Linked DNA regions of Homo sapiens: region 2 is linked to region 1. Evidence: read pairs that join two places in POLR2A ChIA-PET (ENCODE). Cell type or tissue: Panc1. All regions are shown on one strand. Each heading gives the region's core, and the rest is flanking DNA. Links, peaks and the distances in the headings are about the cores only. Region 1 overlaps SUGCT (succinyl-CoA:glutarate-CoA transferase). Region 2 holds the start of SUGCT-AS1 (SUGCT antisense RNA 1).

What was found. ChIA-PET counts read pairs that join two places held together with the same protein. Peaks named below come from ENCODE experiments on the same cell type or tissue, not always from the same donor. Only the 100,000 strongest peaks of a DNase experiment are listed, where the experiment ranks them.
Region 2: POLR2A ChIA-PET joins it to region 1 with 10 read pairs; 2 of 35 experiments call an interaction of 5 or more read pairs at or near these places.

Annotation. Positions count from the first base shown.
Region 1 is chr7:40,640,301-40,656,698 of GRCh38, forward strand. The region is part of intron 12 of SUGCT (succinyl-CoA:glutarate-CoA transferase); the gene reads left to right. Among named protein-coding and RNA genes, the nearest start is that of SUGCT-AS1, 100 kb to the left of the region's middle. In Panc1, for the core only: no CTCF peak of the experiment used is centred there; no DNase peak of the experiment used is centred there.
Region 2 is chr7:40,538,125-40,554,522 of GRCh38, forward strand. All of the region lies in intron 12 of SUGCT (succinyl-CoA:glutarate-CoA transferase), which reads left to right. It overlaps SUGCT-AS1 (SUGCT antisense RNA 1), which reads right to left and starts at 8,895. Exons shown (of 2, transcript NR_183314.1): 1 at 8,590-8,895; 2 at 1-1,558. RefSeq lists an enhancer at 13,486-13,780. In Panc1, for the core only: no CTCF peak of the experiment used is centred there; a DNase peak (open chromatin) is centred at 8,986.

The DNA of each region.
Region 1 (16,398 bases), core at 5,576-13,575:
ATAAGCATTTAGCAGCTGGAAACCTTATCCTGGATATATTTTGTATTGTACTTTATTGTATCTAATAACTGTCAGAGCCCACCAATAAATATACTACACTTAGTGTAGATACATGCATGGCTAATTCAACAAGCATTCTTATCTAAAATTTTGTGTTTTTACTTGGCTGCTGTATTGGTAGACTTGAAGACTCAGCCACAGCTGTCCTGAGAGGCTATCTATAAAAGTGCAGGTGTTCAGCATTAGCAAATATTTCTTATTATATGGATTGACTTTTGGCAGCTAGTAACGATGTTTCCTGAGATTGAAAAATGATTTTCTACCTTAAACAGTGGTTTCACATTACTGGAATGCTGAATTAAAAAACACATACACATGCACACACACACCCCCCACAAAATTCTTCTCATCAAGTAGTACCGAAACTGTTTTTGTTAGTTGTATACATTTCATGATTTGTATATTTTATAGTAGAATGCAAGTCTTTCTTTTTAACTGTTGTGGTTAGGTTTAGGTCCTTTGCCAAATGAAGCAGACTATGAAGAATTAGGAAGCGTAATGCATCCTGGGGTTGTGTTCCTGGTAAAGGGGACTTGGACCTGGCTGGAAGCCAAGGAAGGACCTGGGGCTGGAGATATTTTCAAGACTTTAAAACTATCAGGACATTTTGGTGTTTTACTATTGGAGACTTTTTTGCATCAACAGATATTAACAAATAGCCTTTTATCCCTGTTTACAAGAAGTTCAAATACCCTTCGTGATATCTCTCTTCCCCTTCTTAACCTTAAAGTCACAAGTGGGCAGAGTCTGAGGACCTTGTTTCAAATGATTTATGGGAAGCTGAGAAATCCCTCCCTCTGCAGTCCCTTCATTTCCTATATACACACCAAATAATAAAACCAAAGGATAAGACATTTGGCTTGGTATCTGTTAATTTCTACATTAAATCTAGAAATTATAGTTTTTCTGTATTCTATAAAGCAAAAGACTAAAAATTGAAAGTAAAGGGCAGAGACATTTTCCTTTTGGAACATTATCGAAAAAATATGAAGATCATTTGCAGTGGGTTAATGAAGTTTGCATTTAATGCCTGAGCTCTTCACTGCTTGCCTGAGAGTTTGCCAAACCAACAGAGAAATTAGTTTGGCTAAATAAATAAATGACAAGAGGGCACTCTTGGGTGCGGTGGGGTTGGATAATTGAATCCAACTTAAGTATGGCTGGTTCTGTTACCCTAATAATTTTCCTTACTTTGGCAACACATTGCTGATGTTTTGGAATCTTTACAAGGCAGGTAAGCCTTCAGATCGAGGAAAACCAAACAAACCAATGTCAATTATTTGAGCTAAGCTCTACTTTGACACACTTGAGTTATGGCCCATGGCAGGAAAATTCAAAAATGTTCCATGTGTAAAGGTTTCCCCTTTATCATCTTACCTTCTCTGTCCTTCAGGTCTTCGCAGGAGAGTGCGTTTCAGGTTTTTGTTGAACTTATGAAAGGCTCAGTTTCAAAGGCTTGGGTTTTCACATCCATGTCAATATCACAGATTGAAATGTGACACGGGTACCTGGCTGCATACTTTCTTTAAACGTGAGCCAGTTATACCACAAAACGTTAGGGGAGGCACTCTTTCATCTCACACTTTAAAGTGAGGTTTGTTGATGTAACCCAATTTCCAGTCTGCAGAGGTCACTCTGTAATGTAGTGCGATGATGATAAACCCATCAATCCTGTTTGATGTTTGAATTTCCCTTCCCGTGGTCTTTACCTCCACTTTGTTTTGTAAAGTAAGTTTGGTAATAGTGATATTCTGGCTTGCCAACGTCTGATGATCTGAATTCCCCTGACACTCACTGGCTTTTTAAAGCATGCACATGCTTTTGCAGAGATTATGCCGTGGATATAATTATGAAGGGGATAATAGAAATAAATGTTTTTATATACTTTCGATGATGTTCTTGGGAAGAATAAGTGATCAAATGCAGAGATACTAAACCTTGGTTCCTGGCCCTCCTGTGACCTCTGAAAGTAGTGAAAGTTCTTCTGTATTCTGTAAAGTGTTTGGCAGTTGGTATGAAATGAGTTGGTGGTCTCAGCAGTCTCTGTATGATTGTGGGTGTGTGGGCATGAACTGAGGGTAAGGAGAAGGAAGGGAATGGACAAGAACCAGTATTAGCTGGAGGAAGGGCATGATATAACTCCTGTGACATGCTCAGTCCACAGAACCTTAAGTAGAAGGCTGCACTATATTTACTGGTCCCTGTCCTAAGTTAAGAGGCAGAATCAGGGATGAACAAGGGACTAAAGCCTGTTATTTGGAATACTGGAAGGTAAGAGTCAGTTGAGAACCAGGCCAGTGAAATACAGGTTGAAACATATTAAAGTGCCAGTATTTGGCCATTTATGATTTACAAAAACATGTGATTCAGTGTTTCCATTTCATTGGATTTCATGTGATTCAACCTGATTCTGCATGCAGTAGCCGAATTGGTTTTTTTCTGTTTGTTTAGAAACACCCACCTCACCGCCTCCTTGCTCATGGAAAGCCAGGGTTATAGTGAGGGCAATATGGTCGAATTAGCAGCTGCCCATTGTGACAAATGGTTGTTTTTGTTGACTGGTCCCTTCTGGCAAGGGGCGGCAAAAAAACAAAAACAAAACCAGAAAAAGACACCTTATTCAAATTATTGTGTTGGAGGTGACTGGAAGCTCCATTAGCTCATCACTTTTCCTCCAGTTAAACCATCTGGATTATAATTACTTGCCACTTTGCAAAGATCTGTATTACTGGCAGTGGCACAACTCTTTTTAGTGATATTTTTCAGTGTGAACTTCCTGGCTAGGTACAGCCTCCTCTAAGACCTATGGGCATCAGAATATGAGGTATATTGCAAGATAAGAAGAAATTAGACTGGTATTAATAATATAAGTCCCTTTCAAGTGACTTGAAGCTCTCTGTGTTGATTTTAGGACCTTGTCAAGATGAGCCAAACCGTGATGGATCCTAGTAGAGTACCTCCACCATTGATTCAGCTGTGCAATTTGGGCAGTCACATAACTTCTCTGCTTAACATTTTTCCAGTGCAGTAGAACCATTTCAGAGGTCTGGAAACTATAGTGTGAAGTGCCGGGTTCCTCTGAGTTGCTTTTGGATGGTGCTAGGGAGGAGAGGGGAGTCCTCTTAGTTGAGCCTGGACTTCCCACACCTCTTACGTTTTTGTCCCATTCAACAAGAACACCTCTGTCTTTTGTTTTGTATCTGAAGAAAGAGTTCAATGCTAAAAGGAAAACATTTGAAAACAAGTGGATCAAAAAAATCTCTAGGCCTTCTCCTAGCTCATTTGAATTTTTCTTCTCTAAATATCAGAATGTACAATCTGACGATATATGCCAGTACAATGGAAGGAGGCTAATTTTCTTCCTTTCCAGGCATCCCTACTGAGGCCCGTAAAATGGAAACATCTGTCCTTCTGGAAATACTAGGAAGGGAGGAAGCTTTCACCCTTCCTGCCAGCCCCCTCCCAAAGGAAAGGGGGGACTTATCTGATTGCCTAACTGGGGAGAGTAGCTGACTTTCTATGGCTCAGCCCCCTGGGGCTTGCTTTCTGTCAGCCCAGTTTGCCTGCGGGCAGGACATGTTCTTCTTTCCCTTTGTGCTAATCTTACTGGGCAAGCTGTGCGTCTGCCTCTGGAAAACCTGTCGTTTGGGATGGGTGCGGGAAGGTAGGAAGTCTGATCGTGACCTCAGATACTAGCCACATTCTCTGGTCCAGGTTTACTAGTAATAAAGATGATAGATTGATCCCTAACTGACTCCTGCATCAGCTTCTCTGTAAGTTCTGAAACTATAGGAGGGGGGAAAGATGGCGGAGGTTTCCTGGGAGAAACTCTGACAAATAAATCCTTATTCCTTGGCAGTTCATTATTGATTTCCCCCATATAGCGAACACCCTGTCTCCTGATCTTGATCTGTCTTAAAGTGCCTTCCATGTCCAGATTAAGATCCTGTCCCCTTGAATGTTCTCTCTCCTTACTGCCTCTCTGGTTCTGGGCTGTGCCCACAGCTACCCCTCAATCACTGCTTTCTGGATTATGGAGCCACTCACTACTGATCATGCTTTTGCTTTTCCTCACATTGCCTCTGCATTTCAGCTTTGATTCACAACCCTGTGGGCCACCATGGGTGGATCTATGTTTCACAAGAAAGGTGTCAATTTTTTAAACTTCCTACAGCTGTGTTTGTTGATCCCAAGAAACCATGCAGGGTGTTCAGCCCAGGTTAATGAGCAGTCGGCTCACCCACAGGCACTCTCTGCTCAGGGATGCTAAGCCCTTTCATCTCTGGATTTCATCACTCTTAGAACTGTCAGGCAGTTGCCAGCTATTAGGGAGCCATGCTATTAGGGAGTTTGGCAGCTCCTCGAATTCCGTGTGCAGGAGGAAGCTCCTGTCATTCCTCGTCTCCTCATTTCCTTTGTGGGCAGACCCTGTGTGATGCTTGCCGTCACCGAAACTTGCCCTCCTCAGACTGGCTTATGGGGTTTACCCGAGTTGCTTTGCGAGCCCAGCCTCCTGTCCGCACCTGGGTCCACGGGCAAGGCAGATCTTGCACCTTCCCTCAACCGCACTGTGGCTGTGTTTCTGTGTCAGGTGTTCTCCAGTGCTTACAGCATGATACATTTCAACATGCTTCCCCTGCTGGTCCCTTCTTCCTGCCCGCTGCAGGCCTTTTAATCTCATGAGTCAACATCGCTCTGTAGAGCAGGTGCTGCTGTTCTGTACCCCCATCTGCTATCTCCTGCTCCTTTTCCTTTGTTAGTCAGCACCTACCTCGCGGGGAGAGACACTGAACTGCTGGTGGCTGTTACATGGGCTGCATCTTAACTCCACACCTTCCGTCCTTTTGGCTGCTCTGCCTAAAATGTCCTCATCGCTCTTAGGGAGTTGGACAAGGAGATCAGAGCCTCATTGTTCTAGAGAGCAAGTGAGAGGACAGTCCTAGAAGAACACCAGAGCCTGGTGCTGTGGGCCGTGGCTCTTTTCTGTCTCCCAGGCTGGAATGTGGTGTGGGAGGGCCCACCATGTACAAAGGGCCGGGGACTAAGTGGACATGAAATAAACATATCAGGGCTTGCCTCTCTTGTGTACTCCTCAGTTCACACCACATGAGCAATATCTATTCAATTGCTTGCAAAGAAGGCCATCTGTTCCAACATTTTTCCTACCCTACTTCCCTGAAGCACTGTGGATTCATCCTCCTCAGAAAGACACTACCTTTCTGCTAATACTCATTTAAATACACGCTCATGGTAGACCACAGACACCTGGTCCAGTATAGACTGGATTCAGATTGGAGGAGGCAGACCTTTGGTATAGAAGCCTGGCAAGGAATCTCTAGGTCATATCAGTCTCGATATCAAACACCTGGGATCCAGTGGGATCCGAGGGTAGATCTGGGTCTACTGCACAGTGAAGAGGAACAGGTGGGAGGTCAGCTTCTCTGCCAATCAAGCTGGGGTTCAGGCTCAGGCTCTATTCGCAGTGGTAACTGTCTCACAAGGCAGTTCCAATTACAACTTCCACGTTTTCATCCTGAGCTTAGACCCCATGTCTCAGTTCCAGACATGGATATCTAACTGCCTCTTTTCATCTCCATTGGGATACTGGATGTGCAGGTATTTCAGTTACCACATTTTCAAGACTGAACTCTAGTCCCCCTTTTCATCTTCACCACTACCAGATACCCCCAACAAGATTTTCTCAAGTCTATCCTTATCTCAATGAATGACCCCACCAGCCAGCCATTTGCTCAAGCAAGAATCCTAGCAATGGCCCACATATAATATAACTTCTTCTTCCCCACATATAATATAACTCTATTATGGCTTTCCCAACATAAAGCTCAAATGCTTCCAATTCTCTGTGACCATACTAGTTCAAGGCCCCGTTATGCTTCACTTGGGACTCCTCATAGCCTCCTTATTAGTCTTTCCACTTCTACCCTTTTCTATCTATTATCTATTTTCTATCTGTTTTTCAGAAAGCAGCCACTTTTGTAAAAATGTAATTTAAATAGCTGGGTTTTTTTTCTTTGTTTAAAACCCATCAATGCCTTCTCAGTGAAATTAAAACAAAATCAAAATGCACTTCTTCCTGTGTCCTACAAGACCAAGTGCTGCAGGGTCTGGTCTCTGTTTAGCTAACTCATATCTGTCCTCCCTTCTCTGCACCACTCACTGGCTTCATTTCTATCATTTTTACTGGGCTAGTGCTTTCCTGTTCAGGACCTTCACGCAGCAGAATTTATTTCTTCTCCCGGGCCAGTCTTTCCCAGTCTTTGCACGGCAGGTTACTTTCATCCTTGAAGTTTTTAATTTATTGTCACCTCCACAAACAGGCCTTCCCCAACTACCCAATCTAACCAGGTCACCTCTTCCTCTTGTTCTCTGTCTTTGTACCATATCATTTTTCTTTTTGGTGTTTATCTCAGTGGATCATTCTGTATTTGTTTAGTGCTTTAATTCACTAAACTCGAGGAGGCAGGTGCAATTTTGTTCAGCATCTAGTAAGTACAGGGCCTCCCACTCAATGAATATCTGTTGCATGAATGAATCAGGGTGAGCAGGATGCTGCTGCTGATTCAGAAATCAGGCATACCTGCCAGCAGAATTAGTGTAGTGGGCAAATCCAGACCGCTGTGCTCTGTACACACTGGCTAGAGTTCAGTGAAGCTGGGCTGGGTACACCTGAGTGTCACAGGCCTTCAGCACATGCAGCTTGACAGGGCAAAGCAGGAACAGATAATATCAGGGCCCTCAGCACCTGTGGCCATTTTTTACTGGGGGCTGGAAAAGTAACTGAAAGTCTCTAACATTAAATCACTATTATATCAAGGCACTTGAAGGATATCAAAGAATATTGGGAAATATATCAAACTTACCTGTGTATTTGGTAGGGGAGAGACAAACACAAATATCTAAGGGGTCACTTTCAGACTACTATGCCTTGTTTGTCATTGAAGTCATCATACTGCATTTCAGGAGAATGTACTCAATCAGAATATATTAGGTTGGTGCAAAAGTACTACTGATACTATCAGATACTCCATAGGAAATTGCTGGTCAAATTATCGGTGAAAAGCAGTTGACTTATTATTCTTATTGAATATATGAGCAAAAACCTTTCTAAAATGATGTTCTGAGACAAGCCCTATCATATATCCAGCTTTAATGTTAGGACAGTGAGACACGTAGAAGTTAGGCCCCTCAGCCAGGCGCAGTGGCTCACGCATGTACTCCCAGCAGTTTGGGAGGCCAAGGTGGGTGGATCACCTGAGGTCAGGAGTTGGAGACCAGCCTGGCTAACATGGTGAAACCCTGTCTCTATTTAAACTACAAAAATTAGCCAGGCATGGGGGTGGGCACCTGTAATCCCAGCTACTCGGTAGGCTGAGGCAGGAGAATCGCTTGAGCCCAGGAAGTGGAGATTGCAGTGAGCAGAGATTGAGCCACTGCACTCCAGAAAAAAAAAAAAAAGTTAGACCACTTGCCCAAGTTCACATAGCCACCAAGTAGGAGATCCTGACTGTAAACCCAGTCATTGGTGTATAATCTTCATTATTACCTTATGAGTAAACCCACAGCTATCCTACATCCCGCACATTCCTTGAACATTGATTCAATCCCTTCAAAAAGCGCAGATGCATATTCACAACTATCAGAAGATGGGTATAAAAAATATACTTTACTGTTACTGCTGTAATGCAAAGACTACAAAAGTCTAGAAAAGCGTTTTAACTGTAATAAAATATTTAAAGTATAGAACATTATGAAGATGAAACTAATAATCATCTCGTCCTACCAACAAAGTCAATGATGATTAATATTTCAGTGTACTTTCCCTAAGATTTTTCTGTATATATATACATACATAATTAGCAGTCATTATATCTTTTTGCATATTTAAGCATCTATTTATATTTTAATAATTTTAGTTTTATCACATCACTGATATTTTTATGTATTAGTCTTCCACAAAGTTTTAGTAGATTTTAAATATTTGATTATATAGATGCATGCTATTTGGCCTGTTTCCTTATTGTCATATATTTAAATTGCTTCCAGTTGTTTTCAGGTATATACCTTTTGAACACAGTACGTAGTTGTGAGTTGAATTGTGTGTTCCCCAAAAGATACGTTGAAGTCCTAACCCCTGGCACCTGTGTCTGGTACCTGTGAATGTGAGCTCACTTGGAAATAGAGTGTTTGCAGATGTAATTGAGTTTACACAAGGTCATAGTTGATTAGGGTTGGCCCTAAATCCAATGACTGGTGTCCTTACAAGGAGAGCGTTTTTGTCCTTACAAGGAAACATAGCCACAGACACTGTGTGGAAGATGGCCCTGTGAAGGTGAAGGCAGGAATCGAAGTGTTATTGCTACTTTATTTCATTTCAGCTACAAGTATGCCAAGGATGGCCTGCAACTACCAGGGGCTAGAAAGAGACCAGGTGGGATTTTTCTTCAGAGCCTTCAGAGGGAGCACGGGCCTCCCAGCACCTTGATTTTGGACTTCTAGAACTGTGGGAGGATACATTTTTGTGTTTTAAGCCGCCTAGTTTGAGGCAATTTGTTACAGCAGCTCTAGGAAACTAATATAATGAGAATATTTTGTTCTTTGAACAAATTTATGAAACTTTTTTCTTAAAAACTTAAGAGAGCTATTCTTATTTGTTATCATTACTAATATAATTGGTCTAAAACTTCTTTCACTAATTTATTGTTTTTTAAATGGTTACTTAGGTTTCCATTTTTGAGCTTTTTCTTTGCTTATATTTTCTCTGGTGTTTTGAAATCTGTACGTTTTACTACCTTTCCATTTTTCAAAATATTTTTTTTCCTATGTTTTTTAATTGTCAGAATTAAGATTCAAACAGCAGTATTTGAGATGCCTGTGCTTGAGATCAGAAGTCAAGCAAATTTAATTTTTGTCTTCTTTGCCACTTTTTACCTCTTACAATGTAATAATAGTATGTCACATTTACTGAGTAGGTACCATGCCCCCGTGATAGTCTTTACATGTCACACCTCTGCTTTACAGATGGGGGGGGAAGGATTGAGAGATTATGTAACTTGCCCTAAGTTACTAGATAACCTTTGCATAGCCACTGCTTCTGTGATCTCTAGCACTATGCTATCAGGCCTTCTAAATAAACTCTGGGGTGGTAGACTTAATTATTTAGGATATTTTCTATATTAATTCTATCTTCTATTTTCAGATTTCTTTTGGACATTTTATTTTGTTATTAAAGATAGATTGATTGTTGGTTTAATTGGTTGAATAGCTGATTTCTAAATCTGTGTAGTACATAGAGACATAATGGTATTAATATGTATATGAGGCTCTTGCTCAAACTAAAGGCGTCTTCCTTCCCAAGACCAAGAGTAATTTTCAGTTATTCAAAAATTGTCCATATGGTAGAAATTTCAGAATGCCAAGAGACGGAGAGATCAAAGAGTCACTTACTATTTTCTTACTCTTAAATTTATTCATTATTAACCTGTAATATATTGGTTATTTATTGCTGCATAACAAATTATCCCAAAATGTAATGACTTAAAGCAAACATTTATTATCTCCTAGTTTTTGTGTCAGGAACCTGAGCATGGCTTAGTTGGATGGCTCTGCCTAAGGCCTTTCAGAAGACTGCAGTTGACATGCTGGCCTAGGCTGCATTCCCATCTGAAGGTTCAAATGGGGGGAATTTGAAATCAGGGTTCATTTCCTCATAAGATGTTGGACTAAGGGCCTCAGTTCTGCACAGGCTCTTGGATGGAGGCCTCTCTCAGTTCCTTGCCACGTGGGTATCTCAGTTTTGCAGGTGACAACATGACAGCAGGAGTCCTCAGGGCAAGGAAGAGAAAGAGGGCTGAGACAGAAGCCAATCATCTTGTAAGTGACATTATGCTACCTCTACCACATTCTATTCATTAGAAGGGGATAACTAAATTCAATCTGTGCTCAAAGGGGGGGATTACACAGTAGTGTGTACCAGGACATGCAGACTATTGGAGGCCATCTTAGAGGCCTGAAACATGTTGGTTTCAGCTCTCTGCTCTTGTAACTTCTAAGCAGGGTTGAATAATCTGAGATCATTTAGAGGAATCCAACACTAAAGGTTTGGTCCGCTCCCTGTGTATATGTTTTGTAGGGTGTGTTTTACCTCCTCTTATAATCTGTTAGGCAGAAATAATTGGCAGTGATCCCATGGACATGTTTTAGCCAACTTTCAGCAATAAATCAGATACTCCTCCATTTTCATTTGGTATTTAGTGTTGCAAAGGATATTGCTAAGAATAATCAAAATTTGTTGCCTCATATTGCAGAATTTGATGACTTTTTCACTCAACTTTGTACTTTTTTATTTTAAGTTCTAGGGTACATCTGCAGGATGTGCAGGTTTGTTGCACAGGTAAATGTGTGCCATGGTGATTTGCTGCATCTATCAACCCATCACCTAGGTATTAAGCCAGCATGCATTAGCTATTTTTCCTAATGTTGTCCCTCCTCCCACCCTAACCCTCAATAGGCAGCAGTGTGTGTTGTTCCCCTCCCTGTGTCCATGTGTTCTCATTGCTCAGCTTCCACCTATAAACAAGAACATAATGTTGTTTGGTTTTCTCATCCTGCATTAGTTTGCTGAGGATAATGGCTTCCAGCTCCATTCATGTCCCTGCAAAAGGACATGATCTCGTTCCTTTTTATGGCTGCATAGTATTCCATGGTGTATATGTACCACATTTTCTTTATCTGCTCTATCATTGGTGGGCATTTGGGTTGATTTCATGTCTTTGCTATTGTGAATAGTGCTGCAATGAAAATATGTGTGCATGTATTCCCATTCCTACCAACAGTGTAAAAGCATTCCTATCTCTCTGCACTTCACCAGCATCTGTTGTTTCTTGGCTTCTTAATAATCACCATTCCAACTGGTGTGAAATTGTATTTCATTGTGGTTTTAATTTGCACTTCTCTAATGATCAGTGATGTTAATCTTTTTTTCATGTTTCTTGGCCACATGAATGTCTTCTTTTGAGAAGTGTCTGTTCATGTCCTTTGCCCACTTTTTAATGGTTTTTTTTTTCTTGTGAATTTGTTTAAATTCCTTGTAGATTCTGGATATTAGACCTTTGTCAGAAGAATAGATTGCAAAAACTTTGTACTTTTTAAAGGTTATCATCATGTGCCTAGGCATGCATTTTTTTCACTGGTTTTCCTGTGAACCACTAAGCTGTGAACCATTGAAACTGCTTACACATGACTTTCTTCATCTCATAGAATTTTTTTAATCTTTTATCTTTGATTGTTGCTACTTTCTTTAATTTCATTCTTTTCTTCAGAAACATCATTCAGCCTCAACTTGGTTTTATGGGTTTTATCATCTGTAGCTCTCATTTCCTTCTTCCTGCTTAGTTCTTTTCTTTGTATTCTAAGGAAACTTCTGTGCTTACCACCGCATTTTTGTTTGAGTTTATGCGTCATTGATTCTGCCCTTCCTTCAATGCATATTTTAATTCTAATAATGGGGTTTTAGTGCCATTGCAATTATTTTTTCATTTTGTCATCACTCATTTTATTTCATCTTTGTATCTTTTTACCTCCACCTGTTCTTTCCTTAAGATTATTTGATCCCATCCTAGATCCTTGACTTTTTGTCCTCATTGAAGAAGCCAGATGTTTTCATGAAATTTCTACTCAGTCCTGAAATAAATGAATGTTATGAAGTCTTTTATTCTTCCCTATTTTCTGGATGCTATTTCTTATTCCTTTTTGGGCAAATCATTTTCTCCATGTTGGTTTTCCTTTTACTTATCTTCAAACAAGTGTTCAGTTTCAGTATTTTTCAGTAAATAAGGAAGCTAAACTGTCCTTTATACCCTGAGGTTGAATTACTTTCTTAGTTTTGCATGTGGAGGGCAGATTCATTTATTCACCCATTTTCTAACAGGCATAAATTATAGTGCACCTCTATTCTATCAACAGAACAACTTACTCCTGCCCTGCCTTCTTATTTCTCTGGTTTGATGAACTGATTGAATACATGAAAAAATACATTTGTGATATCAAGGTTATGTCTATCTCCATCTTCAAAGCTGTACTATTCTACCTCTAGGATCTCCCTCCACCTTCATGTTTACTACTCAGTGGCTTTCTGGTTTTTGGTCTGTGTCTGAAAATAGAATGGTATAGAGACAGATGCATCTCAGCCTAGCTCCAATTATCTAATAGCTATTGCACATTTTCCTAAATTCAGACATAGTCTGTTGATATTAGTTTTAGGTTTATTTTAGTATTTTTTCTGTCTTCATGGATATTTGAACAAGAAGTTGGGGGAATTGCACTGGTTGCTTCCACCAAACATTATTTTGAAAGAAAAATCTGTATTGCTATAATAATACTTTCCCTCTCCGATCTGTTTGCTACAGTGCTGCCTAAAGATCTTTGTAAAGGGCATAGATCATGTCCCCTCCATCTTAAAGCACCTTAATGACCTTCTTATCCAAACTCCCTTCTTGTGGAATATTTGATCTTCAGAACCTCATGTCTGTTTTATTCTGGAGATCTGCCTCTTTCCTCACACTCTGTTCTAACTCTCCAGGCTTTGACCACTGGCTTTTCCCTTACCTATTATATCCTTTCCTCCCAGTTTGTCTTGAAAATGCCTGTTCACTTTTTAGGACTCAGCTTCAGCTTCATCTCTACCATGAAGAGGAGACTTAATGATTTCATCTTTGTATCTCTGTTGGGCACCATGCATAAGTTAGTCTCAGCACCTCTCTGTCCTTATTACTTTTACTTGACCATGGCTGGGCAAAGGAAGTTTCTAGTTTACCTCTGATTCCCCAGATCCTGGTCTAGCACCTGGCATATATTAAATGCATTTTAAAATGGTGGACTATTCAAAGAACACTTGAATGTGTAACTACATTTCTTTTTTCTTCTGGTAAAATAAAAAAGGGTTGAATATGGGATTAGTTCTTTTCTTTAGTTCTTCTTATCTCTTAAGGACTTAATACCCAATTCTTGAGCTTATTATTTTTTTTCCAAAATAAAAACTTCTTGTCCTTTGAAAATTTATAGCATGTTATGAATTTATTGTCCATTACTTCTACTCTGTGACAGTTGTATACATCAACCCTCCTATCAGGAAAAATGGCTTAGTAAGCTAGCTGACTCTTGAATGGACATTCCGACGTGTATTTAAAAAGCTGACTTCAGTGACCCCATCTCCTTTTCCCTCCCTTTCAGTTTCTTCTCTCCTCTCTTCTGGAATTGTTCTGATTGCCTGGGAGCTGCCTGGTCAGCTGCAGGAGGTCCTAATCCTCACCCAGATAGGCTGTGAATCTCTGAGGGAACCACTTGGACCTTTGGGTGTCTTATTTTTAATCCCTGAAAAACATTTTGACTTGGTTCATTGTGTTGTTTCACATGAAATCCATCTATTAAGTAGCAGAAAAATAGTATTGTTTTTCTCTTCTTGAAAGCTAAATTTAGTTTCTGTGGAAATGATTTTGTTGCCGCTAACAGTATTGCGGACTCCTGTGTGACACAGTAGCAAGTACATATCAGCTGTTAAGAAACAAAGATCTTGCTTTCCTACTGGAGACATATGGTTAAAACCACAACAACAACAATTAAAAAAAAAAAGGATACCAAAAGGATATTTTGCATACATAGAAAGAAGTCAAGAGAATTAGTTTTAAGTAATATATCACTTACTTTCCCATAAGGTATCAATATCTCACAAACACTGAATAGCATTGATCCAATTTTTAAAATTTTGATGTTAAATTAAGATGCTAGTTACTTTAGCAACAGGGAGATGGATAGAGTACATTAGAGAGTGAGAACTAGTCTTTTGCTGTTGTCACTTATGAGAATGAAAAGGATAAGAAGAGCTCAGGGGAAAAAAAAAGTTCATTTCTAATTGCAGTGCAACCCACAAGCTTGCACATCCTATAACGAGAAAGCTCCTTGTTAGCTGCCAAAATCTGCCATCCAATCTGTCTAGTAGTTGATTTCGTTATTACATTTTGATGTGCCCTTGACAAGCTTTAGCACACAAAAACTCAACACCTCCTCCTAAGCTCCTCCGGTACCAGAAAGATCATGAAGGGATGACAAAGGCCTGTGCTTGGCTTTTTATTATTCACATAGCTAGAATGTTTATAAACAGAACAGAGTGTAACGAGAGCAAATGCTCAACCACATCAAGTGGTTCCCGTGTCTTGCATGTCATTTAAATATCGATTTAATCTCGTCCTGCACTATATGCTTCACACACACAAAGACCCAAACCAAGTGCCTGAAAACTGTCCCTAGGGGCTTTCAAAATGTGGACAAACAACTCTCTTTTCTTTGGATAATTGTGATGCCTTGTTCCACCACTTTGGGTCTATAGCATCTGGTGTTTCTGAAATCATCTTTAGATGTCACTGTGATCTCTTTGGTCAGCACTGGTCCACTATCTGTCCCCTAACTCAACCTTACAGATTTACGTCTGCACACAGATTCAAGTGGGGGAAAATAGACAATACAATTAGAGGGAATTGAATTAAATTATTAATTTCATGAAATATATTATAAACCTTAGAACAACTTAGGCGAAAGGCAATTAAAACAACCAATGCCTTGATGCCTTAACAAATATAATTATAGGCTAGGTGACTATAATTATAGGCAATATCACTTTTGGAGGCTGAGGCGGGGCATCATTTGAGCTCTGAAGTTCAAGACCAGCCTGGACAGCATAGCGAGACCCTGTTTCTACAAAAAATCAAAAAATTAGCTGAGTGCGGTGGCGTGTGCCTTTAGTCCCAGCTCCTCAGGAGGCTGAGGTGGGAGAATCACTTGAACCCAGGAGGTCAGGCCTGCAGTGAGCCATAATTGTGCCAATGTACTCTAGCTTGGATTATAGAGGGAGATCCTGTCTCAAAAAAAAATTAAAAATTAAAAAAATTTATATAATTATATCCTCTCTCCCTCTCGCTCTTTTCCATTCACTAGTGTTAATGTGCTATAAATGTACTGGCTGGGTTTCACTGAAAAGGTTATAACCTGCTCCTTGGGAGTAAAATACTGCTTTCAGCATTATTCTTAGCTACACTAAACTTCATAGGAAAGCAGAATTCTCTCCCCTACTCTGACAAAGTTTTACTTTGCAAACTTGTCCACTGGTAACCTTGAGTGTTATGGAGGCGTCAGTTACAAAGCTGATGACCCACTCTGAGCCAGGATATTCTTTAATGCCAGGGACAGTGATTGTCCTGCTTACAGAGGGTCAAGATGATCACAATATGTGAGTAATTACTATTTTTGGCAAGGTCAGGGGAGGGGTAGGGGACAGTGGTGAAATCAAAAATGTTCAGTTTACCACAATCATAAAAATATATGCCAGGAGATACATTTCAAGAACTGTATTAAACCACAACAATAAACTTTTTTTTGGCCATATCCAATGGAGAATACTTTTAAATCCATGTATATGCTTAATTTCTTGTATTCTGTGCCATACTACTGATGTTTTAGGTTGTAGGCTATATTGAGCTTCCTGTCTCATTATATTTGCCAAAAACATATTGCCTTTGGAAAAATAAGTTGTTAAATAATAGAAGGAAGGAGCCGAGAGGGGCAAGAGAATTAACAATTATTGACTACCTTCTATAGCCAGATAGTCATAATTGTTTGTTGTTTTACATATGCTATACAATTTAATATAATAATCATAATATAGATCTCTTTAAGATAAGAATGATCCATATTTCCCAGATAAGGAAAAGATAAAGCAAGATTAAGTAACATTCCCAGAGTCACACAGCTAGTATTTTAAAATCTTGGTCAGTCTTAAGTCAAAATCATGCTTATTATCATAGCATCTTTTTTTTTTTTAATAGACAAGATGTCTGAACACCGAGATTTGACCCTAACACACTAATTCTCCCAGGAAAAATGTGTACCTCAAAGGGATATTCCAAAGTTTGCCTTACTTAAGCAACAACAGATTGAAACTATTTGTGGATATAGTACTAATAATTCTGGTAGAAATATGATGAGAAGCAAATAGATCCACTAGCTAGAGGTAGCCGGTTTGCATTTGAGATTAGGTTATTCTTTCTTGTTTTAAAAAGTGTAATTAAACCAACTGTCCTAAGAAAACTCTTCCTTCTGTCCCACATGTAACCAATTCCAGATGTGAAACTGATTCCCTACAATAATTGGTTAGTGTTTTACTTTCTTAAAACCTACTCCTTGACCTTTCTTAAAACCTACTCCTCTCTCAAACTCATTTAGATGCTAGTTTCCAGACTGAAATCAAATTTGGACCCTAAAATGAGGAAT
Region 2 (16,398 bases), core at 5,495-13,494, 100 kb before region 1:
ACTGTGCTTTAGGTAGTCCAGTTTTATTGCTATGATTAATAACTATGATAATTATTTTTATCTTTACATCATTTAACATTTTGCCATAGGAAATCATCACTACAGTAAAGGTAATGAACATATTCATCCCCTGAGCATTAATAATGTTTAATGCTTGGATTTTGAAACTATGTTAGAGAGCAGTTTGAAGGATGAAGACATCAAGATTGTCACTGAATAGGAAATAAATGTCCTGGTATGGAAGAAATGAAATAATATAGAAAGTTTAAAGTTTCTGCACAACCCAGGGTAAAAAATGAAGGCTTATGACTCAGTCTTTGCAGTAAAAATATCTCCTCCCCTCCTTCCTAAAATGGTCTCAATTAGATAAGGTTACCGTTGTGGTCACCACATTTTTTGTAAAAGCAGGGCATTCTGTCCTCTAAGTTTCTGGTCAGAGGTTGAAGCAATGTAAAACAAAATAAGCACCATTGTTACATAAGCACTGCATGTAGACAAGGTATATTTAGCTTTGTAGGTAGTTCAGAATAATAAAGATTAGAATATGAAGGCTGAGCGTCTGGGGAAATTTTTTTAAAGAAATGTTTCTGAACAAAAACCACAGCACAGATTAAGGATTGGTGCTTACAATACAAAGAATGATAAGCAACATGCATTAAAATTTTACTGAAGGCTGGGCGCGGGGGCTCACGCCTGTAATCCCAGCACTTTGGGAGGCCGAGGCGGGCGGATCATGAGGTCAGGAGATTAAGACCATCCTGGCTAATACAGTGAAACCCCGTCTCTACTAAAAATACAAAAAAAATTAGCCGGGCATGGTGGCAGGTGCCTGTAGTCTCAGCTACTTGGGAGGCTGAGGCAGGAGGATGGCGTGAACCCGGGAGGCAGAGCTTGCAGTGAGCTGAGATCGTGCCACTACATTCCAGCCTGGGCGACAGAGCGAGACTCCATCTCAAAAAAAAAAAAAAAAAATTTACTGAAGACATTTTCTTAGTAGTGACTGTACTTGGAAGACCCCTGGGCTCTTTAAAGTGGTATGCAGATGAAGAGAGACTGACTAGGATGCCTTGGTTGTTCAGGGCAGAAAGAAGACACAGAGACAAAAGATTGCTGACCTATAAATGGCTCTAAATGGAAGTCCAAAACTTACTTTTCCCTGACTCGTCATTGAGATTGTACTTTTTATTCATAGTTTAACCTTCTTTACTCAAGATGATAAAAGAGCAATAGGAAAATCTGGGGAAAGGAAAAGATGGGTAGGAATAAAAAAATGTATCTATGAATGAGGTGAGAGGACACAGAATTCATGCTGTGTAGTCCAGCACATTCAGAAATGACCTCGAATTTGGTTCTGAGATTTCTAGCAGCAAGCAAAAAGAAGGCAAATCAGTTACAAGTGTCACGCGTTTCATAAGATCAAAAATAAACAGTTGTTCTAGAGAAGCAAAACTCTTCACTGGCACTAAAGGGAGACATTTCTTCTCTCAGTTGTTTTGTAGTTAAGGAGATGGTGGCTCCTCTTCTTTGGACTCCAATGTTAGGGAGAATCTTCTGATTCCTAGAATATTGAATAAAAGGTGGAAATCTCTTAATGATATTGTACAAAGTAAAAAATTTTGCCAACATCATTTTATCCCTAGAAAAATGCGTTTGACATTTGGAATTATGTTAAGAATATGTTATTGTTTCCAATACTAACTAAATACCAGTAGTAACCAAGGTGCTATCAAACTATGGATATCAGTGATATTTAACATGTTTCTGCTATTTTCCAGGTCTTGAAGTGCATTCACATTTATAATCACATCAAATTTTTATAGTATATCTGGGGAGTAGATAACATTATCCCTATATACTGGTTTTCCTACTGGTTTGAGGTCAAGAGACTTGCTTGAACTCACACAGAAATAAGTGGTATAGTTGGGACTAAAACATAGAACCAAATGTTTAAAATGTTTTTGTCACTACAGAAACTACAGTTCAATTTTGCAAGGAAAATCTTCCACTTACTCATTTATCATAAGTATAGGCATGTCTTTTCAATACTTATTTTATATATTAGCAGCATCCTTTTATTTATTGCTGTAATCTTGATAATATGGAATAGGGTGGAGAATAATGGGAATAATAAAATAACTATCATTTACCAAGTACTTTATCATTTCATTTATTTATTACAATAGCTCTGTAAGGTAAGGACCATTGTCCACATTTTGCAGATGAGAAACAAAATAGTAACAGCTGGTATATTGCAGAGCCAAAATTCTAAACAGGTCTGCCCAAGTCCAAAACCCTTATTTCTAGTTACCATGCCATGTGGCTGGACAGCTTTTATGATACACATCAAGGAAGTTGCCATGATGGTAGAGTTAATTAGGTGTAAGACCATTGTCACTCTGTCCTTACCAGGAAAGTTACAGAAAATACAGCTTCCTGCACTGGCTGCTAGGTAAATGCCTACTTACTCTCTGGGGTATATTAATGTTGGCAAACAGGGCAGTTTTCTTACACCAGGCTGTATACCTGTATTGAAAAGCAGAGCTTTGGAAGTTGCCAAGGCAGAACTGCCAGGCTGACTTCCATTTGGTCCATAAAAGTGAATAATGAAGTGAGTGTCCCTGCACATGGGACCGAGGAGACTGATTGTGTATGTCGCAGTAGAACTTTAGAATTCTGTGCATTAACACCTTCTTCCTTCCCTCCTTTATGGTATTTGAGATATTAAATGGATGCTGCTATTTTCAGTTCAGCTGGCCAAGGGAAGTCATGGGTTTGGCAAGAAGAGAGCAGTAAGAGCAATATGTAACTGTTCTCATCCACTTATACTTCCATTCCTTCCGTTATTTTTGTGTTTATGTTTTATTTGTTGTTTCAGGTGCCATGGTAGGTGTTACAGTGAGTGCAAAAATGAAGGAAAAATACCCTATACCTTAAAGGAATTGATAATTTGGCAGTGGGTGAAGAGGAAAGATAAGCATTTTAATTTAAAAATGCCCTCCAGGCTCTATAAGCTAAATGGCCAAGAAAAATAGACCCATGAAGATTAAATGCATTAGTAAGGAGAGAGATACAAATGAAAGCAATAATAAGATGTCACTAAAGTGACAATAAATAAAGTGGCAAGAGTTAGAAAACCAGAGAGAGCCAAGTAATGGCAGAAATGTAGAGATGTGGGGGCCAACATGGACTGCTGTTGATATTGCATAATGGCGCAGACATTCTAGAGAACGGTTTGTCATTACTTAGGCAATAAGATTACCTATTCCTGTGACCCTGCAATTCTTCTCTTTGACATATAGATTAAGAAAATCCTCAAACAGGTCTATATTGGTCAGATATGAACATATTCATTTCTGGTGAGCAGTAGTTGATTGTCAAAAGTGTGGGCAGTAAGCATTATGCAATAATTAGAAATTCCTGTGGAAACTTGGAAGGATTGTAAAAACCAGCATGGTGCAATCAAGAAAGGAGCAAGAGCTCTATCACAGAATCCAGTAATATAAATGAGAATGAATGTATAATACAGTACATATTTTTCAAAAGTTACATGAAATATATTAGAGTAGTTTCCTGTGGGAAGAAGAGTCTAGAGATTGGATTGGGATTACAAAGGAATGTAAATATAACAGAGGGACTATTCATGAACCAATAATTATAATGTTCCATTAAATAAGGAGTATGCTAAATTCACACCTGTAAACTAGAAAAAACAAAATCCTGGAGATTCAGAGAAGTCACAACTTGAAGAGTTTAGGATATATTTCATGGAGCGGGTGGCATTTGAGGTGTATCTTGAAGAATGGGTAAAATTTTAAACAGATACTGGGGAGGACAGGGAGCTGTCACAGGTAGGAGATAGTGGAATATATGAAGAAAGCCTTCCACCAGGGAGGAGGGTCAGGACCAGCAAGTGCTTGGCAATACAGTGGCAAGGGGCAAGGATCATTTAAAAGAGAGGAGTTCACTTTGGTTGGAGCAGAGGGTATGTGTGAAGCAAAGTAAAGATAATGAACAGTTATTTAGCACTATGTGTCAGGCATTGGCCTGAATACTTTATGCATAGTATCTAATTCATCCTCACAAAGGCCATATGACATAGACAATGTAATCATAACCATCGTCATCATCATCATCATCATCATCCACCTCACAGATGAGTAAACCATGTCTCAAAGAGGTAAATAACTTTTCAGCCACAGGTCCTGCAAATCCTAGAGTCATGAGGAACAGCCGGGTATAGCTCTACTCCCTTTCTCCAGGGATACCTCACACTTTTGAAAAACAGGGCTGTTCTCTGTATCCCTGTCAATGTAGATGCAGAGGGTCTTGGCGATGATGTGGTTAAAGTAGTGAAAACTCAGCCTTACACTAGGTATGGATTTAATTATCCCATAGTACTGATTAGTTTGATAGCAAAAAAGGATATTTGAGAAGGAAGCTGCCCATATTATAAAGGCCTGCCTATATAATAAAGGCCTTTTTGCTCATGTGTGTCTCATTGAAATGATGGAGTGGCTGTGCCAACATCAAGCTAAATAAGGAGAAAACATTTATAAGCACCCTTTTAACTCTGTTAGAGCTATGTATTCTGAAATCCCTTCAAGTAACAAATGGGTAAGAACAAAAGGGGCAGAATGGGCCTTTCGACTGCAAAGACTGAGGCTCAAGCTTTAGGGAACCCTGTTTATGACACTGATTCGATATAGTTAAACTCCGAGCTTCTATGTAGTTAAACATGGGGGAAATGGCCATATCTATAAGGTAGGATTATGAGTCTCAAGCATTCTGAAAAGGAATGTCAGACATGTCTTTCTGGTCAATGTAGGAATAGAATTTGCTTCATCGGCTAGGTGAACATTTAGGCCAATTGCTATGGCTGTGTCTTAGAAAGTGACATTTGTGACACGAGAAATAGCTAAGTATAGAAGCCCACCAGTGAACAACAAAAGCCAAAATGTCCATGTGAACTAATGTTTCAATACGTCTGTTTTTAATTTATGCCTTCCTTTTTCTGGCATCTCTACCCATTTCTCAAATTCCTCCCTTGCTATTTACACTTCAAAACATCTGGGATTGGGCTTCCAGCACCTGCTGTAGGAAGCAGAGATCATCCTGCTGAAAATATGATTTTACATGTTAACATTTAAATTAATATTCTTTATTTAGTTCAAAAACAGTATGTTTTAAAATCTAGTTCTCTAAAATATATGCAGCTCAAAAAATGATAACAAGTACAAAATTTTCACAAATGAAATGTGCAAACCTGAAGATCTTGATAAAATAATTTAAAAAATGAAGGCTGCAACACACAGACTGAAAACAGGCTCTTCATAGTTTAGGATTGGAAGACTCTGCCGTACATCTGTTTAACATCTTGCAGTTTGAAGAACCCTGCCTTGCAAAACCTTCTGTACCAATGACACACAGGATAAAAGGTTATATTATGACTTTCAGATGGAAACCTGCAAAAGTTTATCTGGTGGACTGGACCATTAACTCATGCTACTTTTGATTCTAACTGTTAAAAGGATTTTTCATGTGCAAATTATAATGAACTTTTAGGTTTATGTCAGAAAACACCAGAAAGAATTCTTACTTGGAGAGAGTGAACATGCTGTGGAATGAATAGAATGTTTTAGTTGTGATGTTCAAATGGAACTAAAATTCCCCCAGTAGGGAGTTTGTAGAGTGTGTTTTAATAATAAGTATATGTGCCTATATATTTAGTTGGGAACAAAAGCACCACATTTGAAATATGAAAGTATTCCAAACTTCCATCACTGCCAACATTTATTGAGAGTTTAGCTGAGAAAACAGAAGCCTGTTTTCAGGTATGGCTTCACAAAAATGCCCATATATTGATGTGACAAAAATCATACTTGGTAAGGAGGCACTCTAGTTTGGAGTAATGTAATATTAAAAATTAGAGATCCCTTTTGAGATCAGTTGACTACCAGAATTGTGTTGTCTTTGCTTACAACTTACTTGGCTTGGGTGAAGGTGGGAGGTTTTTTTTTTTTTTTTTAGGGCAGTTTCTGTACACACCCGGTGTCCTGTGTTAAGCTGTCATGTGGATGTGCATTTTCTTAATTTGTAGAAAGGAGATACTTCCTTTTTCCTCCATAACCCAGGAGTCTTCACTGCCAGGCTCTGGCCCCTGTGTCTCCAGCATTCAGCCCACAGATCCCATATATGCTGTGGAAAGCTCACTGTGCCGCAAGTGGGTGTGTGAGCAAAGGAGAGGTAGCATTTTCTTTAGAGACATCCACACCCTCTGACCCAGACGAAGGAAGAATCTTCTTTGCAGCGGGCTTGCTGCAAGGGACTTTCCATGTGCATTTTATCATGCCGAAGCTGACGGTGGTGACAAGTTCCACATTAAATCTGTCTTTTCTGAAATTTCACATTCTCTTCTTTTTGTAGGGAAAGTGTTGTAATACTCTATCGCTTGTGTAAACAGTCTCATTTAATTAGAGGCTGTCAATTTTCCCTTGTGTACCATGAAAGCTGCCTTGCCCCCACTCTGGGGCTGTTGTAGACTTTGGTTATGCAGTGATTACCTAAGCTTTGGGGAGCAGTGGGGTGTACATACTGACATTGGTAGTAGCCAGCAGTTTTCACTAGGGAAATCAGTTTAGTATACTGTTATTAATTTGGTTTAGAAAATAGCTGCAGAGTGCTCAGACAAATAAGACATAGCAGAACACATGGTGTTCGTTATTCAATAACTATCCTTCTGGAAAGGAAGCATGGTCTATTTCCCATTTGAGAAGGAGCTTACAAAAACTAGTAAATATGGAAAGAGGGCATGTACTATAATTTTATAGAATAGCTCTCCTCATGCACTTATACAGCCCTCTCCTCTCCCCCACACACTCCAATCACATTCCCACAACATGTCCACATAGAATGTATTCCCAACTGGTATTAGCATAATCATTACCACATTATAAACAAGCTGGTGGAAAAATAGCCTGAAAGACTTAGATGGTTTGTTTTATAAATGAAGGTGGGGGTGGAAAGCCAGATATTTTTGGAACAAATTCCTCTGTCTTTAGAAATGATAGCTCAGCTCTCATAAACCTCAACTGATAGCATGGACTGAAGAGGTGGAGTTGAAGAAAGTCATGACATATTCGGTATTTCTCAGTGAAGGTCAATGAAAGGTCTCCTGTGGAGCCTCTCTGCTGGAAGAAGTCCTCATGATAGAAATGTTGAGCCTTCCTTTCTTCTTTCTTACTGGAGCACACATGGAATACTTTTTGTTTTACTGGTTTAATATAGTTCTGTTGGTCAAGGTCTCTGGCTGTTTCTCCTTTGTCTATTGCATTTTTCCTGGAGTTGACGAGATGAGAAATCCTGACTTAATGGCTAATTCCAAGTTTACTGCCAAGACCAATAAAATATGATGTAAAATATGGCCTTACCTGAAAGCTTCCGGACATTAACGCTGTTAGATCCAGTTTTCATTGTAAAAAGAAACCAAGACAAAGGAAGGAGAATAATTTTATGAAAGTAAGAGTTGGTTTGTGTGTCCAGGTTCTAAGAGATCAGATAACAGGCTGAAAAGAGATTTGGTGTACCATCCTTTTTTCTTCCTTTCTTTTTCTGTTTGATTTTTACAGTTATATAGAGAATAACAAAGTATGCTTGCCACAGAAGAATCATGGGTGTGTTCTTTTAAACATTTGACTTTGGAAATACCCAGAGAACTGTGTGATGGGGATGAAGATGGCATTAATGAATGTGATTCAAACAATGCACTCTCTGTGGGCTTATTGCATCTGTGGCCTACTGATTTGTTTGTAAGATTGCCTTAATTTGATCAGATAGGCTCAGTCATGTGTATCTATAAAATCAGAATCATACATCATATGGATCACATGAAGTTCAACATCCAGGAAGTTAATCTTCAAGCCCAGCACTCAAATGTCTTTCACCTTTGACATGGGATTTCTATTTGGAATAAATTTAACAACACTCTTTCCTCCTGCCCTAGCTCAGACTTAGACACAGGACATCATTACATGTAGCAGACCAATGGGAAAAGAATTCACACGTATCACACTGGCATGGCTCTTTGGAATACTGGAACCTCACTTTAACTCCTGTGCGCTGTCCTCAAATTACATCAAGTGCTGTGGTTATTTAATGTTTCATTATCAATAAATTATTTGATATGAAATAATTATACTCATAAATTGGCTTTTTTCCTTAAGAAAGGTAATTAGATTAAGACAGGCCTATTTCAAAGTAATGTGCCCATTTTTTCATTATATGTTTGCAAAGTTAATAAAGTAATTGATATTGTAAAGAGTTTGCCAAAAGTCAGGGCATTAAAATTAAAGCCTGAAGTCCAAAAGAGCTGGCTTAATGTATTATTTATTGAGCACTGATGGAATATTCAGTGTAAGACAACAAAATTAAGCCAATGTATTCACAGTTTGAATAAAAGCCTCTAAATATTTTTTCCTATTGACAACAGACTCTTAGACTCATAGAATAGAAAAGGACCCTGGAAGATTTATGATCTATCAAATTCACATTATAGATGAAGAATCAGAGGCTTAGGCGAGGGCAGTGACTTACCCCAGGGCATAGTAGCCCAGCTGAAGTTAGAACTCAGTCCTGTTGATTTCCTGAGACTGACAATCTGCCCTTTTTCACGGATTCCACCCCAGGCCATCCACTCATCCTTTTTGCTCACTTTCTGCAGTATCTTTCTGGCTCCATATTTAGCCTCTGGCCTTGCCCAGCTCCGCTCTGCATGCCATTATAAGATTAACCTTCTTCAAGCATAATTCTAATCATAATCTTTTATGTATTAGAGTTCTCCAGAGAAACAGAAGCAATAGGAGACTTAATGTAATAAGAGATATATCTCCTATTGCTTCTGTTTCTGTTTCTCTGGAGAACCCTGACAACTACAGAAGAGACTAGTCATATGCATGTGACTTATGAGTAATTGAATCATGTGATCAGTCCCAAGATCTGCAGTTGACAAGCAGGAAAGCCAGGAAAGCTGGTGATGTGGTTCCACTTTGAGGATCAGAGAAGACCAATGTCCCAACTCAAACAGCGAGGCAAGCAAAGTTCCCTCGTAGCCTTTTTGTCCCCATTCATGTCTTCGGTTGATTGGTTGAGAGCTACTGTACTTAGTTTGCTGATTCACAAGTTAATCTCTTCCAACAACAAACTCACAGGCACACTTGGAATAATGGTTGACCAAATGTCTGGGCACCCTGTGGCCCTGTCAAGTTTATGCATAAAATAACCATCATACCTTCCTTAAAAACTTATAATGGCTATGTCTTTTTTATTATTATTACTTTAAGTAGAGTGTTTTATTTATTTCAAAACTTTTTTATGGACTTAATCTTATTATATCTAATTTTGGATTCAGAGAGAAAAGGAGGGAATGCCAACATTGAGTTCCAGATTGTTCTGAGATACTAAGATTATCTTTCAGCTCTTATTTGAATTACAAAAAGTAAATGCATACTATAAAAATGCAGATAATAGAGATAAACAAAAGAAGGAAATAAATGTTTTCCTTAATTCAAGGATCAGAGGTTACTTCTCTTTATAGCTTTTTAAAATTTTGTGTATGTGTAGTTTTATAAAATATTAGAAATAATACTCTGATATATTATCATTTTTCATTCACATACATATACCTATGAAAGGATTATTTTTAATCATTTTGGTGTATTTGCTTTATGGATATTTTATAATTTATTTAACTAATCCAGTGTTGAATATCAAGATTGTTTGTAATTTATGCTGAGATACAGCTTCATACATAGAGCTTTGCACATGTCTGTTTACTCTTTTAAAACAAATTCTTACAAGTGGGATTTTTATTTTCCTTATCATGTCAACTCTTAACTATTTTGTCTCCTTTTAGCCTTATAATCTTAGATATATTTTCTACAACTTTTTAACACAAGTATTTCATTTAGTGACCTCAGTTTTATACTGTTTCGCATTCTTTACTTTTTGTGTGTTTTAATTTTAATCCTCCAAATAAGCTATAAACTTCTTTCTTCTTTTCTTTCTTTCTTTTTTTTTTTTTTTTTTTTGTGATTAGGTCTCATTTTATTGTCCAGGCTGGAGTGTAGTGGTACAATCATAGCTCACTGCAGCTTCGAACTCATGGGCTCAAATGCTCCTCCCCGCTAAACTGTCTGAATAGCTGGAACTACAGGCACACCCCATGGCACACTGCTAATTTTTTAAAATTTTTAACGGTTTTTGTAAGACAGGTCTTGCTTTGTTGCTTAAGTGCATCTTGACCTCCTGTCTTCAAGCAACCCTCCTGCCTCAGCCTTTTTAATTGCTGGGATTTCATGCATGAACTATGGCACCCAACTTTTTCTTTTTTTAGTAGACTATTTTTTAGAAAAGTTTTAGGTTCACAGAAAAATTGAGCAGCAGATACAGAATTTCTCATATATACCACGTGCCCACATATCCATAGTGTCCCGTCATCAGCATTCCCCCACCCCCAGAGTTGTACATTTGCAATAATCAGTGAACCTACATTGACCCATCCTTATCATCCCAAACTCCATTGTTTACATTAGAACTCACTCTTTGTGTTGTACATGCTATGGATTTAAAACAGTGTATAATGACATGTATCATATCCATCAGTGTATTATCATACAAAATAGTTTCATTCCCCTAAAAACCCGCTGGCTCTTCCTATTCATCCTTTCCTATCTTCGGACACCCAATCCATGTCTTCTTATCTATTTATTGAAGGGAAGTATCATATTTTATATTTTTGTATTGAGTTTTTAAGTAAACATGCAATAATTGACTTGAGTGTATTGCCTAATAACCACCTTGTTACCCGGAGGCCCTCACTGAGCTCTTTCCTTGGGGCCTCTATATTCAAGTGGGCATACTCTTTGCCCAACAGTTTCTCCTTGGATCTCCTTCTGATGGCCCTCTTGGAACACTTGTGAATGTATGGATTACAACCTTCTTGTTCTCCTATTTCCCACCCTATTCTTTGGTTAAATTCTTAGTGAGGGTTTTGGCCTTTGCATTGAAAAGCTGATTTCTGGTATAAGAGGCTTCATTATGTTTCTGCTCAATATAAAATTCTGTCTCTTTCAAGGGAGACTTTTATGTGTTATTAGGTCTGATAATACACTTTCTGTAGACTTAGCTAATGAATTATGAATAGAAAATATTAAAAATAAAACTCTTTTGTAATGACTAGGAATAAACAATAAATCCTGGAATAATGACTGAATTTAGTTGAATGTCAAATTAGAGGTAGCCTTAAAGAAATGCAAGCATTTGGCTGAAATTGTCTAGGAGGAAACCAAAGATGGAAAAGACAGTGTACCTCTGCCTTAGGAATTTATTATCTAGTGTGAACATTGGACACACACAACTCTCTAGTATGTCAGTTTTCAGTGGTGATGCAGTCAGACATTAGCATAATGTGGTCGGAACATAAGGGCAAGAACAGTTATTATGATTGATTGGCCCAAGGAAAGATTCATTGAGAAAAAGACATTTGAGGAGGGCCTTGAATGATAAATATGATTTAGGTGTGTGAGTTGTGGAAAGCAGGTTATAAGTGTGGAAATAGCATGAGGAGGCAGTATAGACATTTGAATATACATAAATGTTTCTGAGTTGTTGAAGAGTCTTGTGTAGCAGAAGAAAAAGATGAGGGGAGTGGACAGTGGAAGATAAAACTGGCAGGGTAGCTCGGGGTCAGATTCTGAGGAATATACAGTGCTGTCCTAGAACAATTGAGAATTCATTTCATAGGCAGTGGAATGCAACTAGGAGAGGATTGTAAGGAGGAGATAGCATGTTTGGGTTTATTTCAGGATGATTACTTTGATCTTGTCACAAAAGATAGATTGCAAGGGCTAGACACTGGAAGCTGAGAGAAGGGTTGGGAGACTTTACAATCAGTGGTTTAGGATATCAACAATCATCAGTTGCTGTCTATGCTGGTGGCTCTACCACCTGATGAAGAGACTCTAAACAGTCATAAATTGTTATCTATGCTGGTGGCTCTACTACCCGATTAAGAAATTTAATCAAATTTAAATCCTCTTTGGTCTTGTCTGTGACTCTGGTCCTCTTCCTTTTATGGGATATGAATGCCTTCTCCTCTGCTATTGGTTGTATCTCTTCGTATAGGGAAGGACTATTTGTATTGTGTTCAGTGTTGCTAGTGTTACTAAGTATTCCTGCTAGCTAACAATCCAGAATTGTTCTTCCCTGGAATACCTAGTCTTTCATGAAGTTGCGTTTGCTTTCTGACACCAATTCTGCTCTATTGTACCTTTTCTCTTCTTGTATGAGAAAGCAGGAGTAGAGGCAGATTCCATCAAGAACTGTTTATGCCTGCTTGGGTAGAGGAGAGCAACCACACATTGAAGCATTTGTTATACATACAATATCCTTTCAGGGCTCTTATTCTGAGACTTATAACCAAAAGCATTTATTTCAGAACCATGTAATCATATGCTATGGCAAAAGCATTAACTAAAGGTACTAAATAATTATTTGAACAGTTAAATCAAATATGAATATACTTCCCTTTGTCCACCAGTTTCAATTCACTTAGCAGGTTCTTCCTAGCCAGAATAGCCATTGTTCTGTTCTTTTTCCATTTTACTCTCATTGTGTCTTTTGAGGTGTCGCAAGGGGCTCTAGATGTTTTTCAGAGTTCACATACATTTCATCTTTGTTCTTCAGGATCCATTTACTATAGTACTACAGCTCTCCTCTTCTGGCTACAAAATCTTACTGCAGCACTTTCCCTTATTCTTGCCTTCTGTTTTACCCATTTTACCTGTTTTCTTCTCTTTTCTCTTGTCTTGTCAGGTGCCTGTGGCAGCCTTCTCCCTGCCTTCCCTCAGGCAGCAGTGTGCCATGTCTCTGCAATGCCTTGTTGCTCGGAGGCCCTCACTGAGCTCTTTTCTCAGGCCCTCTGTATTCAAGTGGGCATGCTCTTTGCCCAGCAGGTTCTCCTAGGACATCCTCCTCTTGGAACACTTGTGATTTTATGGATTACAAACTTCTTGTTCTCTTAGTTCCCACTCCACCCTTTGGTGATCCTTAGTGACGGTTTTGGCCTTTGCATTGAAAAGTTGATTTCTGGAATAAGAGGTTTAAGTACGTTTCTGCTGAATATAACGTTCTATTTATTTTCCTTAGGGATATTATGTGTCTTTTGAGGGAGAGAATTGACTTCCAGGCTGAATGCTACCAGGAATACTATCCTCTGTAAACATACTCAACCTATACTCACATATAACTTTAAAACATCTTTAAGCTGTCTTTCAAAGTTTGTAAACAGAGAAATGGCTTAGTTAAATCACAGGGAAGTATACAATCTAAAACAGACAGAAAGAGAAATAAATATATATGTTGTGCTCGGTCATAATAAACATTGACAGTTCAGGCTGAAGTGTATCCATCATTCACTCCACATACACCCATGGGCACCATAAGTGATCACTCCTATGGATGGAAGGCAGTAGAAGGCATACATCCTGTCCACAAGAAGAGACCGTTCAGTTGGAGAGACAAACATAAACATGATGACTGATTACAATGTGGTAGGATAAGTGTCACAATACAGCCATGTAAAAATAATCTTGAAGACACAGATAAGAGGGTGAATTATTCTGACCAGTACAGGAAGCTGGTCTGAGGCAAGGGTGCTGAGTCAGCCAGCCTGAGGAAGACAGTCAGAGTGAAATCAAGGAGCTTTCACAGGTCAGCATTGTACTTGACTTGCAAGCTGTGAGAGGCTCCCTTCAGCTCAATAACAGAGCCTATCAGACTCATCAAACTTGAGCTACACCATCTTGGAATGCTTTATCAAACTTTAAGGATCCCGATTTTCTAGAAAACAAAAGCATCTATGAGGTGCTAGAGAATTGTCTTGAGAGTTCATAGGTCACCATTCCCCACGTCACAGCACACTTTCCCTTAACAGTGTGACAGGAAGGCGGCAACATCTGTTTCCATGTGAGTACACTGTGATACATTGAAAGGGACAGGCGGTGGTTTAGTGCAGCCTGCGACTTGTGAGGAATTTCATATGGAGAGAATTCTACTCTGTGGTTCTGAAATTAGGAAAAAGAGGAAGTTGCTTTTATTACTGTGGCATGAGAGGCCCCTCTGCCCTCCATACCTCTGTTTCTAATTTGTAACCATTTCCTGACTGCTGTTCCTGTTGCATGCTTTTTTCATAAGTTACTCCATGGCTTACATCAGTTAATGGCTGGGGCTGCACTCTCTGAGCCTGGAGCGGAGTCCCTGCACCTGGGCTCACCCTACTAATAGATCACCCAGGGCCTGGTGATGGCCTGCGAGGACAGCTGGAATGGCTCAACTCCCCCACTCATCTGTCATGATTACCATGCGTTGGGGGTTTGCCTGGCTTGTTCCACTCATTTCCTTTGTCAGCATGACAAAGATCAAAGTGCAAGTAGGATACATAAATGATAACCTAGAACTTTGCCCAAACACATAGGCTGCAATCTGGGTGACATCTTCCATCACACTTTCCCCATAGGCATGGAAGGAAAAGGGCAAATTATGTTTTAAGTGTAGCCTTTCTTGCCCAGCCCCTTCCAGCCCCCCATCCCCACCCCCACCACCCAGCTTTGTTTCCTGAACCCATCATCGTTGTATTAATCAATTGGTTCAGGGATTTGAGATTTCCTGACATAATCACAGGATTGGAGAAATCCTGATTTCTGTTTATATGAAGCTGTGGCTGTGATTGCAGACCTTGTACCTGGCTGAGCTTGCATCTTTCGTTCCCTATTCAGAGTTTGAGATGCTTCTGGCCATTCTCCTAAAGAATGGGAGTGAATGATCTTTGCATGTCTGTTGAGCAGAAGATATTTACTTGCAGAATTAAAATAATACTGATAAAAAGTGTTCAAAATGGTAACAATAGTTTGTGGAAATATTTGGGCAGGTAATAATTACTTTTGGACTTGTGTTCCCCATTCAAAAACAAAATACCTTGCAGTGTTTCTGAGTTTACTTTTGTCATGCTGTATACGTTCTCTCTTCAAAATGAAAACTGATGCATTAAAGAAAGAATGAGTTGAATTTGAGGTATGGGTGCAAATTAGGGAACTCCTAGGAATTAACTAAGGGTTATTCTTTCAGAAAATAACATTCAGATAGTGCAAAGGGTCTTTAGTTAGGAAAATGTATATGATCTCTGGATTGATGTTGTCTTTAAGAGTTGTATCATACAGAATAGACATGGAAAATTGACCGCGAATGATGTAACCCTTGATCAATGCCATTGCACTTGCATGTTTTCTCTATCGAGATAATTTTTTTATTTTTTATAATAATATATGAGAATTTCTCCATGGATTTACAGAAATCACAGCTAATCCATGTGATTTCTTTCTAAATATAGATATTTATGTATTTATCTATATCGATATATGTCCACCCTCTACACGTAGACTGATAATCATTAACTGATAGTAAAAAGCTAAAAATGTAGACACTTTCCACACCATCTACCTCGTTTACTAAGCTGCCACATTATGTGTGTGTGTGTGTGAGTGTGTGTGTGCATGTGCACAAGCTGGGCTATGTTTCAAATGTTCTGTTTTCTTTCTCAGAAACTATTGATGTGTTTTGGAAATATTGAGGATGCCTCCAATGCGAGTATCCCCTATATCAGATAGTGGGGCAGCCCTGCCCTGGGAACTTAGACAACTCAGATCAGATCTTCCCAGTGGGCTAACCTGGCACCTAACTTCTTCGTGTTTCATGTTCCTCACCTGTAAAATGGTGATAACAATGACTATCTCAAACAAGGACTGTTAGGAGGATTAAATTAAAAAGGCTAATGTGTGAAGAAAAGTTGCTTAGTGCATTGAACTCTGACTCTGGGGTCTGCAGATCTGGATTTGAATCCTGGCTTTTCTACTTAAAAGCTGTGTAACTTAGGCAATGCATTTAATTCTTTGTGCTCAGCAATAAATGTTGTAAGGCATGTAAGTGGCATAGTGCCCGACACATTATGAGCACTCAATAAATACTTGATATTAATGTTAAATTGTAAATCTGCGCAGATGATAACTTTTTTTGATGAGCTGATAATAAGATAATGCCTAACTCTGATGGTGGATGGTTTCCCTAAATGTAACAACAGATCTGGAGAGTTTAGTGGCATGTAGATTGTCATTTTGTTCATTCATAACCTGCCAACTTGTTAGGGAATGAATCTTTTTGTAGGTTTAAGCTAAAAGTGTGATTGCATGCATTTGTCTTAAAGACAACTGGAATCATTTAGCTTGTTCATGTTTTAGAACACTTCCATGGTAAATGTGAGAGTTAAACAGCATAGTGTAGTTGTAGCTTCTC